Regions from separate parts of the Homo sapiens genome. Here regions 2 and 3 are each linked to region 1. The links are chromatin contacts, found by Hi-C or POLR2A ChIA-PET in ENCODE. All regions are on one chromosome and are shown on one strand. The core of a region is the stretch at or near the end of the contact, and the rest is flanking DNA. Distances in the headings are between cores, read along the strand shown.

Evidence for each region. Hi-C counts contacts between places; a loop is a spot of excess contacts on that map. ChIA-PET counts read pairs that join two places held with the same protein, here RNA polymerase II (POLR2A). Pooled maps may share reads with other maps.
Region 2: a loop to region 1 is called in a pooled map, with 2.2 times the contacts of the local background. The contact joins two enhancer-like sites. A Hi-C loop is called at or near these places in 3 of 37 single-sample maps with no recorded cell type and 7 of 50 pooled maps.
Region 3: a map of endothelial cell of hepatic sinusoid shows a loop between it and region 1 (5-fold over the local background). The contact joins two enhancer-like sites. A Hi-C loop is called at or near these places in 1 of 168 maps with a recorded cell type or tissue (endothelial cell of hepatic sinusoid). POLR2A ChIA-PET finds 5 or more read pairs at or near these places in 1 of 52 experiments (activated CD4-positive, alpha-beta T cell).

Annotation. Positions count from the first base shown.
Region 1 is chr1:94,357,872-94,360,909 of GRCh38, forward strand. No RefSeq gene overlaps it. Among named protein-coding and RNA genes, the nearest start is that of ABCD3, 59 kb to the right of the region's middle. Within about 2 kb of position 1,529, at least 2 of the 41 ENCODE cell types and tissues checked have a DNase peak (open chromatin) inside an H3K27ac peak, as active enhancers do.
Region 2 is chr1:94,800,581-94,803,618 of GRCh38, forward strand. The region is part of intron 1 of SLC44A3-AS1 (SLC44A3 antisense RNA 1); the gene reads right to left. Among named protein-coding and RNA genes, the nearest start is that of SLC44A3-AS1, 18 kb to the right of the region's middle. RefSeq lists enhancers at 1,714-1,793, 1,874-1,933. Within about 2 kb of position 1,556, at least 28 of the 41 ENCODE cell types and tissues checked have a DNase peak (open chromatin) inside an H3K27ac peak, as active enhancers do.
Region 3 is chr1:94,019,926-94,022,963 of GRCh38, forward strand. ABCA4 (ATP binding cassette subfamily A member 4) reads right to left here. Exons shown (of 50, transcript NM_000350.3): 33 at 1,921-2,026; 34 at 1,715-1,789; 35 at 1,315-1,484. Among named protein-coding and RNA genes, the nearest start is that of ABCA4, 100 kb to the right of the region's middle. RefSeq lists an enhancer at 821-2,020. Within about 2 kb of position 1,251, at least 11 of the 41 ENCODE cell types and tissues checked have a DNase peak (open chromatin) inside an H3K27ac peak, as active enhancers do.

The DNA.
Region 1 (3,038 bases), core at 279-2,778:
CACCACACAGTTTTCTCAGTTCTTTCAGAGAGCATGATCCCATGGCCTCAGAGCCAAGGGCCATCAGTATTCACCTCTGCAGTGCTCTGAGTGTTGTGGCATTAAGGATGCAACATTTTCGAATTCCAGGCAAATCCACGTTCTAGGACATCACCAGCCCGAGAAGAGCCGAGTCAGACCTGAACCCTGATGCTCTTGCCTTCCTATGGATCCATCTAGAACAGTTTTCTCAACCCACAGTGAGAAATATATTTACTCAACCCAGTATACACACTTGTGCACAGGCACTCATATACATAGATTTGAAACAAAAGTATCACAAAACTTACCTTTACTACATATGATCGACATTCCTATAATCTTCCTCTATTCTATTCTGTCATTTTTTTTTTTTTCAAATACTGGTGGTCCATTAGTGATTCAAGGCCCATAGTTTGAAAAACACTGATATAAACGTTGGCTACTTTTTCTATTTAAACCTTAAAGTCAAAAGGGTCTGATTACGCCCTGTTTCCTTAGACAATAGAGATAAAGATGAATCCTTTTAAGGAAGCTACCTTCAGAGATCCAGGGGCCCTGTACCCATTCTCATAGGAAGCCTTTCTCAGTGATTTAAAGAGACTGACTCTTCAGCGAGGCCTCACCCGTACCCCTGTACAAGTGATTTCAAGGTGGTAACACGCTCTCTTCCAGATAATGAGGATGGACTTTCATTGATCGCAAATGATTTTCTGGCACAACTCTTGCTGGAGAAGAGAACAATTCATTTTTGGATGGCGTCAGGATCTCTTCTGACCTCAACAACGCTAACTAATAGTCAAGTACTACTTTTAAAAATTAAATAATATTTGAGTTACTCTTGGAGTATACTGGCTGGAAGGGCATATGTGGAAGGCTTTTGTTTTTCCACCTAGGTGCTGGTCCCCTCGGAGTGTTCAGTTGGTGAAAGATCAGTATGTACCACCCACTCTTCAAAACAACTCCGGGAACCTAAATGCCCATCAAGGACTGAACAGATAAATACACTGTGGAATATTCACACAATGGAATAATATACAGTAATGTGAGTGAACAATTTGTAATACAGTAATGTGAGTGAACAATTTACAATTACAGGCAATGTGTGGGTCGCAGGTTAAGGAAAAGGTGCCAGATACAAAATAGCACGTCCCGCATGATTCACTGACGTGAGTTACAAAGTAGGCAAAGCTAATCTATGCTTTCAGACATCAGAACAGTGATAGTGATTATACCGGGGCATAGTGACAGGAATAGAGCACAAGGCAGTTGCTGAGAGCCAGGAAATGTTCTGTTTCATGATCAAGGCACTGGTTACAAGGGTGTGTTAAGTTTGTGAAAATTCAGGACACATTAACAATTGCAACAGCTTTATAAGGAAATGATTGTTACTATTTCCATTTGTAGGTGGGTACTCTGAGGTTCAGAAAGGCTGATGACTTGGTCAGGCCACATGTTCTTGTAAGTGGCAGGGCCATGAGTGGATCCGGGCTGTCTGCCTCCAGGGGCCCAGGAGCATAACCAGCCTGGGGAGTGATACCAGCCTGGGAATTACAGCCCTGACTCTGTGAAGGAGCTTCCTACCAGGCTTTTCACATACCCTGTGATAATGCTGTGGCAGGCTTCCCTGTGTCTATTACACTCAGTCTGTAATGGAAATGCCTTACTTAGATCCTAATCATGGTGTTTAATGTATAAAGACAGAAATCAATCACACAGAAAGGCTGCATACAAATAACCAGTGTTTTGTACAACATAAAAAAGTAATTTGTATACATAAGCCAACATAAGACTAATCTAAAATACATAAAAATATATTGTAGAGTCCAAACTTTTTTTATATTAAATATCAATAGAATTTTTCAGAGTAGTATCACGTTTACAGATAAATGGAATACAAACTACAGAGTTCTGATATAACCCTAGCCCCCACCACTACCAGTTTCTTCCATTAACATCTTGCTTGTCTATTTCCTCAATGGCAACGGGACAAATATAAAAGCTTCCAGTTGCTGTCAGCCAGATCTTATGAGCAAAGTATCTTTCCTGAAAGGTAGGATTTGGCTTACATAATTGATGCCCTTTGATCATATCAAACTGCTTAAAATCCACAGAATATGAAATAAGAGCTCACATGTTAACTTTTGGCTGTCTTTCTAGGTATTTAAATAGGAGATAAAAGTAGACATTAATGTTTCATCTCCTCTTCTGGGAAAGCAGTGGGCCCTGCAAGTGGGCATGGGAGAATAAAGCTTGCCTTAAGATGTATACTTGGGAGACAAATATGTTCAAATCCCAGGTCTCAGTTGAGGCAGCCTTGAGAAGCAAAGTGTAGTTAGTACCTGTTGGAATGCTTTAGGCTGCAAATGACAGCCAGGTGCAAAGTGATAGAGTAGTGGTTAAGTCTGTGGACTCTGGGCCATATCTAGGTTCAAATCCTAGGTTCATCACTTAACTAGCTGATATAGAGTAATATATAATCTCTTTCAACTTTTTTCCTTTGAAATGGGAAATTAAATGTATAATCAGAGTGTACATGGAGTAAATTCATCTGACTTCCTGGAAAGAAACCTTTGATGAGGTCATACATGGAAAGATGATTGTATTAGTCCATTTTCATAATGCTGTAAAGAAATACCCAAGACTGGGTAATTTATAAAGGAAAGAGGTGTAATTGACTCACAGTTCTGCATGGTTGGGGAGGCTTCAGGAAACTTACAATCAAGGTGGAAGGGGAAGCAGGCACTTTCTTCACAAGGTGGCAGGAAAGAGAAGAGCAAAGCGAAGTGGGAAGAGTCCCTTATAAAACCATCAGGTCTCATGAGAACTCATCATCACAAGAACAACATGGGGAAATAGCCCCCATGATCCAATCACCTCCTGGCCTCGACATGTTGGGATTTACAGTTTGAGATGAGATTAAGGTGGGGACACAAAGCTAAACCATATCAATGATGAATAAGAAGAAAGCTTCAGAAACTCTTGGCATTGTATCCAAGTCACTTAAACAAGCTACAGTG
Region 2 (3,038 bases), core at 306-2,805, 440 kb after region 1:
TCACACCTTTGCTCTCCAGCCTGGGTGACACAGCGAGACTCTGTCTCAAAAAAAAAAAAAAAAAAAAAAGAGAAAATGGAGGCCTAGAAAGTTAATAACTTGCTCAAATTCACAAAACCAGTAAGAGACAAAACAGTCAAAGTCTGGAATTTGAGCTCTCATCCATTATGCTGCACTTCATGTGGGGATGTACTAAAGTACATTTATTAGGGCTAAGCCACTTTCCAGTGGTCTATGCAGCGACAGAGGAAAATTTAAAGATTTGTGGTATTCATATGTTAAACACAAACCAATTTCTTCTCAGTGTGAGCATACTATTTCATTGCACTCTCTCCAACATTTGGATCATTTTATTTTTAACGTGCATACAGTACTTAAGACATTAGTCAGCGAATGCTATATCACTGTTGTTTTCATTTTAATATCAGGAGTTTACATCTTTCATATGATAATTTATTCCTGTGTCTGCATGTCTTCCTTTGTAAACTGGCCAACATTTTTGCTCATTTTTCTGTTGTTTTCCCCTAAAATTTTTATGATCCTACCTTAGAATAAAGATACAAGGTTTTTAGAAACTATTTGCAGTAGATATGACAATCCCTAGTTTTGAATTCCTATCATTTTACATTAATTTATGTCTGTAGTCAAGTATTTTCCAATATGATTTTCTATTACTTGAAAACTTAGTCCTTCATCCTCTAGAAACTTGGCAAATAGTAAAATTTACATCTGTGAAGTCTTTCTATGATACAATGCCTGTTTAATTCTCATTCATCCAGAATATATTTCAAGCCATGATGTAAATTGAGAACCTATACACTTTCTTTTTATTATTACTGCTTATTTATTATTTTATTCATTTATTTTATGTGTAGCTTTGTTCCAACAAGAATTTTATTTATTCATTATTATTTATGTAGTCCTTCTGTCTATAACATGTAGTTAATTCTTGCACAGTGTATGTAATATGCAGTATCTTTAGGCCACTGAGTGTACTCCACAGAAGTCATCCTTCTGTCACTGTAACCCTATCACGTGCACTGATAACACAAGTACTCCCAAAATGACCCAGTCTCCTTTTGAATTTGATAAATTGCCTGAATATACACTTAGGTAAATTTTAACAATACTTTGCCAAGCCTTCTACCCCACGAAATAATCCTAGTGGATTTAGTTTGAAATAGCATTAAATGTACAAATTAACTTTGAAACAAGTCCTATCTTCACAATGTTTTCCTTTCTTGACATGATGGGCCTTCTGTTTATTCCAGCCTTCTTTCGCATTGCTCATTGAAATTTGTGCCTTTATTTCTATCTGTTACATTTGTTTCCCATTCTGCCCCCACTTTAGTTTCACTTTGTATCTTCCCATTTCCTTAGAGAATGAACAGCCACACATAATGCAATAGGACTTTTATTTAGGGTAGATGAGAAATCCTAGATCAGTTTTCATTTTACTAAACAATTAGTTAACAGAAGCATTGCCTAAGAGGCCTGTGCTCTAACTAGAACGGCAGAGTTCTCCAAGTCATTTGTTTCATCTGGTTAATAACCACTTGAAAGCCCTGTGCTCTCTTTCAAGTTACTTGGCTCCATCTTCTGGTTTGAATTATGAGTACTTGGAGTAAGGGCAGTTAAAAGTTGCCAGAGCAGGGCTGAGACTGGGGTGAGGTGAGTTGCGCATCTAGGGTCCAGATTTAAGGAAGCGTCTGCTCTCAGGCCCCCTGGTGCCTCGTCCACCACACCTGGTCCCAGCCTGCCCCAGGGAACCGGCTGCTGTGAGCCAGCTACCATCTGGCAAGCAGTTGGGAGAGGGAGCCACCGTTTCCCCCATAGCTCTGCCCTGGGCCTGCACAGTGGGAGTTGCTGTCACCGTCCACAAGGAGCACTTGGCCCAGCCTGGCTAATGGGCCCCACTCTTGTTTCTCCAGGTCACTTTTGTGTTTTGTAGATGCAAGAGCCATCTACAGCTGGAACCGACTGACAGCCCAACACCATCTAAATGCTCTTACAAGATCCGTAAAGCCAAATCATTTCCATTTGAGAAGCACTTTGTCTGAACTGTGTTATTGGTCCATGGGTCATGACCTCCCTCTAGCCTGTGCCACCCTAACTGCCCTTAACTGTCCAGAACAACAACCACCCCTGCCCCTGAAGCCTTCCCTGAAAGGCTTCAAGCACAAGAGCTCGTTTTTTAAAAATCCAAGAAGAGCTGAATATGAGCAGATGAAAGCAGCTATAATAAAATGATTATAAAACCTGTATGGGAGGGGGGTTTAGATAGATGTGACACTTGATTCCACAGTCTTTCCATGCTGTTCAAATGCAGAGAGTAAAATATTTTTGGTTTTGTGCTATTTACACTTAGTAGTGTTCCAATATCTTTAATTTGTGAGTATTAAAAACATTCTTTAGTTTTATTATTTTGAAATGAATACTCAGTAAATCTTCCAAAGATGTAGAGGAGGGTTGGGTAAGAGAAACTTATATAAACGTCTTAGTTAACAAAGTGAGGGATATTCTCCTTAGTTAGAAATGGCTCTAAAAACCGAAAAACTAAGATTATAAAATTTAGAATGAGAGATAAAAGGAAAAAGAAAAGCAAAGCAAGGTTGAGGAGCAAATAAGAGGGAAGAGAACATCAGAGAGCAGAAATGTGGCAGGAGCAGGAAGAGGCCCACACACAGTAAGACCCCGGGACAGATTCGAGGCAGCAGACAGGGCTGGGGCATTCAGTGTGGGGCAAATGGGCCTCCCCACCACCACCCCACACAAATTGCTCACAATAATCCTCAAAATTAGCACTTAGTACAATCATTTTTGTTACTAATAATGACTGTATGCCTTTGAGAAAGTTGAGGCACACAGTTCCCCCACTTAAAGCAGCAATATTGATCTATTTCATTATAATGTTATTTGTCTCTTAAATCACTTGTTATAAAAGCAAATAGATATATCAACCCATAAAAGACACAATGGTTTACATTCTTCATGCTCTGAGTGCTGCTGTAAGCCCTGTGACAACAGCTGTGCTTTTT
Region 3 (3,038 bases), core at 1-2,500, 340 kb before region 1:
ATATGGACCAAGGTTAAATGGGTATTTGCGGGTTGCCTTTCTATTTCATGTGAATATTTCTAGACAACCTTTCTTTTTATTATATTCTCTAATTATTTTTATGGTGTATAGAAATAGATGTTTATATTAATCTTATGTACTGCAATGCTCTCATTAGCTCTAATAATCTGTCTATAGAGTCTCTTGAATTTTCTATGTTGACAGACATACGGTCTGTGAGATTTATCTTTTGTTAATAATCATCTTGTTAAATCACATTTTCAAGAAGTACATCGTAACACAAGGAAATGTTCATGATGTAAATTTAAGTGAAAAGAGGGCAGGCAAGTTGTACAGGGACTTGGCTCTATTTATTCTTTCCTCGGACAAATAGAAGGCATCTGGCTGAGGGGTAAGTTGGGGCTAAAGCCAGCCTGAACTTTATGTACAAGCCATAACCCCTGGCATGGGACAGTGTCCACCTGCAGAAAAGAGCATTTTTACTAATTTCCACAAAGGTATCCTATGTGGTAGTCACTACCTTGATAAAACTACAGATCATATCATCCATACACGTAGTAAGCTTAGAACAAATGACTGGAAGGAGACACACGAAAGTGTGGCTGAGTGAGAATTAACAGAGGACAGTCTAGGGCCCTAGGGTGTCCAGAGGAAGACACCAAGGAGCCAAGGCCCAGGTTTTAGTGGATGACCCTGGGCATGTTCACTGGCACTCAGCGTGTGCTAGGATAGTAAAATCAGGACCCCACAACGTTGCTGAAGTTTGCACTAACAAAGGTGCTCCTACCAACCCCTCCTCCATGTAGGCCTCAAATAGAGTGAACATACTACAAAACGCACAAGGCCACTGTCTCCACTGGCTGAAACTGTGCAAGAAGAGCCTCAGCTTGAGGGTAGCAAAGCTCTGTCGACATCTCCAAAGTATGCTCTTCTGAGGAAATTCCTGGAATCTAAGATAATTACTCCGAGGGAGCTGAAAGGTTTACTGAACTTTGCCAGTTCCTGGCAGCTGCTTTGCACATAGCAAAGATAATAATTGTATAAGCTCCAGGAGCAACTTGCTATCAAAAGCCAAAAGGGAATGGAACCAAATGTAAACTTACTTGCCACATAAATGTTGGGGAGAAAGAATGACCAAGAGGTCTGGTATGTGAAGTGTGAGGCACTTATTTGAAAGTCGGATGTTCATATGTGCCTGACTAAACAGCATTACCATCCAAATCAGCACTTCGCGGTGGTGAGAATCCTCTCAGGATGTTCAAAGAGTGGAGAAGGTGACAAGAAAGTGGTGAGGCTGGGGCTGTGGTGGCTTACACTGTAATCTCTGAGAGCTGCTCCTTGGTCAGGTTCAGGGGTTGGCTAATGACGGTGATTCCATACTCCTCGGGGCTCCTGTCCTTAGGCAGGCTGGCCCGTAAGATGGCGTTGTGGGCCACATTGAGAAAGCTGACCAGGGCATGCCAGCCTTTGTTATTAAACCACACCTAGAGGGTGGAGAGGACATCTGAGACGCTGCACTAACAGCTAGTTAAAGCAGAAATCAGTGAAGGAAAGGAAATTTGAGAAGCAGGAAGGGTTTGGTAGCTGGAAGACATTCCTTGCTAGATTTCAGCAGGAGGAGGGATGGAATTTAATGAAGGTAGGAAAGTAAAAATAAAATAACCAGCTCAGGTAAATTTTTAGCTCCAGAGCAGATTATACATAGGTCAAGTACCTTAATGTTGTCTTCAGTTTCTAGATGTTTAAGGAAATCAGGTATTTCTTTAGAGGCCTCTCTAGTGATAGGGCCCTAAAAACCATGTAAACAAACAAACAAGACGGTTTTAATTTTTTTTTCCTGTTATCACTCATGAGAGTTTCTCATTCATGGTAGTTAAGCAAGTCAAAAATCCTACTCAAATCTCCAGTCTGTTTACATACCCCGCTCACATTCATGATCCGGCCAAGGTCGCTTAAAAACCCAACAAGTGCTTCCCCCGTGATGGGGACGACTGGGAGCTTTCCTCCAATGGAAATTCCTCCATACCTGACAAGGAAACAGGAAATCCTCAGACCAGGGCCACGAACTTCACGCCTACTAGTAGCTCTCTCGGGTTTTGTAGGGAAACATGAACTTTCGGGGGAATTGCCTGGACCAGCGAGCAACATGGCTCCACTTTACAAACCAGCTTTTAACTCTTTTCCCACTGCTGCTGCCTCCAGGAAGGAGTCCAAACCCTCATCCTGGCCTCTGAGGCCCTTCTGCATCTGGTCTGTGCCCCTCTCCAACTTCATCCTTCCTCAGCCCTTCCCTGGAGTGGCCTATTCTGGACATATCGAGTCACTTCCAGAGCTCCTCATGGCCCAGACTGCCTGCATGTCTCTGCCTTTGCATGGCTGCTAGCTCCCCTCGGCACCTTTCCCTTTTGGGAGCATCGAGCCAACTCCAGGTCCTCTTTCACATGTCACATGTCATCTCCTCCCATCCCAGCCAAGGACTCCTTTTCTGTGCCACCTCTGTGCTTTGCAGGTACTTCTAGCAGCACAGGACCCATCTTCATCCTGTCATCCCTACCTCTCGGGGCTTCTGTGCCTCACACCTGTTCAGGGAGGCCCTTAGCCTCTCCTGCCTGGACTTGTGCTCTGCTTCTTCACTGGCCCTGGGATCTATCTCCTGTACTGCCCTGGAAGTCTGAAGTGACTGTGTGGAAACACCAGTCTGAGTGCATCACTCCCTGGCCTCAAACCCTTCAAAGGCAGGGCAGAAGCCAAAGTCAACAGAACAGAATGAATTAGCTGGTTATACCAAGCAGAGGAGGAGCTCTTTCTCAGGGCCTTGAATCACTGCCTCACTCCTACTCTCTGTCTCAGCCGAGGCCCCACAGGTCCCTCTGGAGAGCAATCCTGAAAGCCAGATTTCATGTGTACGGTCTAGAATCTGCCCAGGAAAGCACATACATGTCAGCCCCGCACCTGTTCTGGAGGTGCAGTTCCTGAGGGAGGCTGGGAGGCAGCAGGCTCCTAGAGTCCCACTTGGTGAGGTTCTAAACCTCTGGAAA